Linked DNA regions of Homo sapiens: region 2 is linked to region 1. A link is a loop called in an ENCODE intact Hi-C map of the cell type or tissue named here. Cell type or tissue: PC-3. All regions are shown on one strand. Links, peaks and the distances in the headings refer to the core of each region. The heading gives the core; the rest is flanking DNA. Region 1 overlaps MYD88 (MYD88 innate immune signal transduction adaptor). Region 2 overlaps VILL (villin like).

Region 1 (2,902 bases), core at 278-2,777:
TGCATAGGCGTTGGATACAGCCGCCCACAGACAGGCACACCTTGCTGAGTTGGAATCACTGCACCATAACCAGTGGGTCTCCTGAGCCTTTCTGGCATGCCCAGCCCCTTGCTCACATCTGCCCTGGATCCCAGAAGAAGCAGACCTACCTTGGTACCATTCTTAGGATCCCTAGGAAGGGACAGAGATACAAACCTGACTTTGATGGCCTTCCAGAAAGCCAGAACACCACTGACATCCCTTTGGGTCAGTTAGAGCCAGTGGGAGCTCAACTTCTCAGAGCCGTTGAGCTTCGCGTGGCACCAGTGAACTGGGGAAGCCCTCTAGAACAACCCAGCCAGAGGAGGTGGGACAGCGGCTGGATCCTGACTGTGGGTAAAGAGGTAGGCACTCCCAGGGAGGCTGCTTTACTCTGTCTCTTCCCCACAGAGGAGGATTGCCAAAAGTATATCTTGAAGCAGCAGCAGGAGGAGGCTGAGAAGCCTTTACAGGTGGCCGCTGTAGACAGCAGTGTCCCACGGACAGCAGAGCTGGCGGGCATCACCACACTTGATGACCCCCTGGGTAAGGGTCCAATACTGTTCCCATGGGACAGGTGGAATAGGACATTGTGGTGTTAAGAGCATGGGTGTTTGAAGCAGATGGGCTGTGAGACCTTGGGCAAGTCACTTAATCTTTCTGAGCCTCAGTTTCCTCACCTAAGAAATGGAGATAATAGTCCTACCTCTGGATTGCTGTGAGATGCTCATGAAATAATGTCTGTCTCGTGGTTAATCCAGAGCTTAGCCCCTGAGGTACTCATCTTTCCTCTCCTGGAAAGGGCACTTTCTCTGAGGAGTATCATCTTGGGAAGGGTGCAGGGCCCAGGGTTGCCTAGGCAGGGGACTCTTGGCTGGATCCCTCCCAAGCCTTCCCATGGAGCTCTGACCACCACCCTTGTGCTCTGCACCCAGGGCATATGCCTGAGCGTTTCGATGCCTTCATCTGCTATTGCCCCAGCGACATCCAGTTTGTGCAGGAGATGATCCGGCAACTGGAACAGACAAACTATCGACTGAAGTTGTGTGTGTCTGACCGCGATGTCCTGCCTGGCACCTGTGTCTGGTCTATTGCTAGTGAGCTCATCGAAAAGAGGTTGGCTAGAAGGCCACGGGGTGGGTGCGTGGATGCATGAAGCCCTGCCCTGGGGTCCAGATACTGGGCATCTCCTCCTAGCTGTGCACTGTCCAGCCTGGGCACAGTGGGCCCTTCCTGAAGCTATTCCCAGGGGATATGCTGAACTAAGTTGCCACAGGACCTGCAGCCTGCCCACTCTCCCCTAGGTGCCGCCGGATGGTGGTGGTTGTCTCTGATGATTACCTGCAGAGCAAGGAATGTGACTTCCAGACCAAATTTGCACTCAGCCTCTCTCCAGGTAAGCTCAACCCTGCTCTGGCAAGAGAATGAGGGAATGTGTAGGTGGGGCCTCTGGATTGTCAGCCTTCCCTCCCCAAGGACTGTGGATGCAGTACCAAAGAACTGCTGAAGATCTCTGCACACCTGAGCATGTGTGCATGTGTGTGCCTTTTTGTGTGAGTGAATGTGTGCCAGGGGTACTTAGATGGGGGATGGCTGTTGTTAACCCTGGGGTTGAAGACTGGGCTTGTCCCACCATGGGGCAAGGGCCTGATGCCAGCATGGCACCCCTTGGCTTGCAGGTGCCCATCAGAAGCGACTGATCCCCATCAAGTACAAGGCAATGAAGAAAGAGTTCCCCAGCATCCTGAGGTTCATCACTGTCTGCGACTACACCAACCCCTGCACCAAATCTTGGTTCTGGACTCGCCTTGCCAAGGCCTTGTCCCTGCCCTGAAGACTGTTCTGAGGCCCTGGGTGTGTGTGTATCTGTCTGCCTGTCCATGTACTTCTGCCCTGCCTCCTCCTTTCGTTGTAGGAGGAATCTGTGCTCTACTTACCTCTCAATTCCTGGAGATGCCAACTTCACAGACACGTCTGCAGCAGCTGGACATCACATTTCATGTCCTGCATGGAACCAGTGGCTGTGAGTGGCATGTCCACTTGCTGGATTATCAGCCAGGACACTATAGAACAGGACCAGCTGAGACTAAGAAGGACCAGCAGAGCCAGCTCAGCTCTGAGCCATTCACACATCTTCACCCTCAGTTTCCTCACTTGAGGAGTGGGATGGGGAGAACAGAGAGTAGCTGTGTTTGAATCCCTGTAGGAAATGGTGAAGCATAGCTCTGGGTCTCCTGGGGGAGACCAGGCTTGGCTGCGGGAGAGCTGGCTGTTGCTGGACTACATGCTGGCCACTGCTGTGACCACGACACTGCTGGGGCAGCTTCTTCCACAGTGATGCCTACTGATGCTTCAGTGCCTCTGCACACCGCCCATTCCACTTCCTCCTTCCCCACAGGGCAGGTGGGGAAGCAGTTTGGCCCAGCCCAAGGAGACCCCACCTTGAGCCTTATTTCCTAATGGGTCCACCTCTCATCTGCATCTTTCACACCTCCCAGCTTCTGCCCAACCTTCAGCAGTGACAAGTCCCCAAGAGACTCGCCTGAGCAGCTTGGGCTGCTTTTCATTTCCACCTGTCAGGATGCCTGTGGTCATGCTCTCAGCTCCACCTGGCATGAGAAGGGATCCTGGCCTCTGGCATATTCATCAAGTATGAGTTCTGGGGATGAGTCACTGTAATGATGTGAGCAGGGAGCCTTCCTCCCTGGGCCACCTGCAGAGAGCTTTCCCACCAACTTTGTACCTTGATTGCCTTACAAAGTTATTTGTTTACAAACAGCGACCATATAAAAGCCTCCTGCCCCAAAGCTTGTGGGCACATGGGCACATACAGACTCACATACAGACACACACATATATGTACAGACATGTACTCTCACACACA
Region 2 (2,902 bases), core at 255-2,754, 140 kb before region 1:
GCCTGGGGGCCTCCTATCCCATGCTCTGGACCCTGCGAGGGTCCCAGACCCTGCGATCCAGATCAACTGGGGACACAGGCCTGTAGGGTGAGGAAGATGCCTTGTTCACTGGTGTCCTGCTGTCAGCTTAGGCCTCCTGTGACTTGGGCCCAGCCCCACCCCATACACCCTGTGAACGGGACGTGGGGCCGGAGGTGAAGGCCCCTCCTCATGCAGGGCCTGAGCCATCTCTTTGCCTGCTAGGGCTGTAATGGTGATCAGCGTGAGATGGCACGGGTGGTGGTCACTGTCATTTCCAGGAAGAATGAGGAAACGGTGCTGGAGGGTCAGGAGCCTCCCCACTTCTGGGAGGCCCTGGGAGGCCGGGCCCCCTACCCCAGCAACAAGAGGTAACAGGGTTGGGAGGAGAGTGTTCTTACCCAGAGGAGGAATTGAGGCCCAGAGAGGAGGGTGGGTGACTGGGATTCACACAGAGAGCTGGCAAGACGAGACTAGAACCAAGGACTCTCAGTTTCCCACTCACAGAGGCTCCCACAAGTACAGCCCACGCTTCGCTCCCAGGCCTGGGTAACTTGCGTCTCTCAGATGCTGGGGAGAGTGGGGGCAGTGGCGACCTCTGCTGGCAGCATCCCCTCCCTGCATTGTCCTGGTCCTGGGCCAGGGGACAAAGCACCCTTCCCCACCCTACAGTCCTCAGGGATCACGGTGCCCAGTGTGTGTGTATACAGTGTCATATGATGTGTGGGTATACAGTGTGTGTGGATGTGCAAGAACAGGTGTATTCAGGGTGTTGTGTGTGGTGTGTAAGTGGACAGGGTGTGTGTAGGAGGTAGGAGTGAGGCCTCAAGGGGAGGAGGGAGCTGAGTCCTGGTCGCTCTTGGTCTGCCTGTGGGGCTTGGTTTATGTGCTGCACTCCCCACAATTCTCCTGAGCTCAGTACTCCCGTCTCCTTCTCCCAGCCTGGCTTGCCTCCTTCCACTTTGGGCCGGAGACCTACTCTCTGCCAGGGGTGGGCTGAGGAGCTCCTCCCATCCCAGGGAGGGCGAGACTCCAGCTCAGGCCCTCCCCTACCCCTGCAGCCCTCTCCTAGGGAAATTCATGGGGCACCTTGCGTCACAGCTGGGTGGGGCGAGAGCTTTCTCCATGAGCAGAGAGGGACCCTGTACCCAGAGCAGAGCGGAGTGCTCGGGGAGAAACCACGGGGCTCAGAGGAGGGCCCAGGGCTCCCACTCCTGAGAAGTGGCTTCCCAGGCCCTGGGGTGGGGCACTTGTGCCATGGGCTGGGGTGCCCCTCTGGGTGGCTCACAGCCTTGCTGTCCGTGCTGGCCAGGCTCCCTGAGGAGGTCCCCAGCTTCCAGCCACGACTGTTTGAGTGCTCCAGCCACATGGGCTGCCTGGTCCTCGCAGAAGTGGGGTTCTTCAGCCAGGAGGACCTGGACAAGTATGACATCATGTTACTGGACACCTGGCAGGAGGTAAGGTGGCCATCCCTGCCTGGTGGGGCTGTGAACGGGGGTGTGTTTCTGTTTGTGTAACTGGGTGTGTGTGTATCTAGCCATCTGCCTCTGTACACAGGGCTGTGGGTGAGTCTGACCCTGTCACTGAGCAATTGCATTGCGGTGCATATGAGACCATGGATGAGTGTGCATCACCAGGTGGCAGCAGTGAGACTCCGGGAGATTAGGAGTGTGTTGGAACTCAGGGGTAACTGAGACCATGTTTGCAGTTGTGTGTGGCCCTGTGTGCCTTATGATACTATGTGTGGCTCCAGCGACAGTGCCTGCGGCCGAGCATGTGTCGGTGCTGCATGAGTGACTGTGATTGGAATGCCCAATCGCATCATTCATGTGTGTGGCTTGGTGTGAGTGTTTGCCTTCGTGCACCTGTGTGTGACACTTTGTCAGTGACTGTGAGGTCACGTGATGCTAGAACTGGCCAGACCAGTGGCAACTGGTGAAAATGTGTCTGTGAGCAAGACTATGACTGGCTGTGGGCGAATGATGGATGGGTGTGTTTGTGGGTCTGTGTTTCTGCGCACAGTGGTATAACTGGCCGGGTGTGCGTGGCTGTGTAAACAAGTGCTGTTGTGTTTGCATGCAGCTCTGTGTCTGACAACAGTGGATGACAGTGTGTGGCTATGGTTTGCTGTCTGGCTGTGTGGCGATGGATGACTGTGTGTCTGTGTAAGCTGCAATAATGTGTGTTCTCTGCATCTCTGTGGGGCCGTGTCTACAGCACTGTTTGAATTGGTGATGAAGCTGTGTGCTCCCATCTACTCAGAACAAACCCAGAGCTCTTACCACAGCCCTACGTGACCTGGCCAGCCCCAACTCTTTGACCCAATTTCCCCCTGCTCCCCCCTCACTGCTTCTGCTGCAGCCACAATGGCCTCTTTGTGTTCCCTGAACATGCCGGGCACACGGCCACCTCGGGGCTTTTACACCGGTTGTTTCTTCTGGTTAGGACACTTTTCCTCCAGACATACATGTGACTTGCTCTCTCATGAAAGCTCTATAAGGGCAGGGATTTTTGTCCATTTTCTTTCATTGTTGACTCCCCAAAGCCTAGACCAATGCCCGGCACACAGTAGGTGCTCAATAAGTATTTGTGGATTGATCTCCAGGTAAATCATGCAAGAAAAAAAAAATGTGTGGATTGAACGTGTGTGTGCATGTATGCATGCATTCCTGTGACCTTCTCGTGTGTTCACGGGTGTGTGGGTACAGCCGCTTGCTGGGTGTGTCTGCTTGGCCAGGGATGTGTATGTGGGGTTCTGTCTGGGACAACTGGACAGGGAGTGGACAGGAAGGGGTCAGCTCTGGGCAGCCCCTCCACCTGCCCAAGGCCAGGTCCCCTCTGTGGCTCAGATCTTCCTGTGGCTTGGGGAAGCTGCAAGTGAGTG

The links. Hi-C counts contacts between places; a loop is a spot of excess contacts. Peaks named below come from ENCODE experiments on the same cell type or tissue, not always from the same donor. Only the 100,000 strongest peaks of a DNase experiment are listed, where the experiment ranks them.
Region 2: it touches region 1 in a loop (5-fold over the local background); 13 of 110 quality-filtered maps call a loop at or near these places.

What each region holds. Positions count from the first base shown.
Region 1 is chr3:38,139,435-38,142,336 of GRCh38, forward strand. MYD88 (MYD88 innate immune signal transduction adaptor) reads left to right here. Exons shown (of 5, transcript NM_002468.5): 2 at 430-564; 3 at 954-1,134; 4 at 1,323-1,414; 5 at 1,698-2,902. The coding sequence ends at 1,852. Among named protein-coding and RNA genes, the nearest start is that of MYD88, 2.2 kb to the left of the region's middle. In PC-3, for the core only: a CTCF peak has its summit at 1,328; a DNase peak (open chromatin) is centred at 2,637; H3K4me3 peaks cover 367 bases; H3K27ac peaks cover 1,352 bases.
Region 2 is chr3:38,002,925-38,005,826 of GRCh38, forward strand. VILL (villin like) reads left to right here. Exons shown (of 20, transcript NM_015873.4): 15 at 244-389; 16 at 1,331-1,475; 17 at 2,868-2,902. Among named protein-coding and RNA genes, the nearest start is that of VILL, 14 kb to the left of the region's middle. RefSeq lists a silencer at 646-695. In PC-3, for the core only: CTCF peaks have their summits at 629 (motif pointing left), 836 and 1,664 (motif pointing right); DNase peaks (open chromatin) are centred at 1,647 and 1,847; H3K4me3 peaks cover 353 bases; H3K27ac peaks cover 1,833 bases.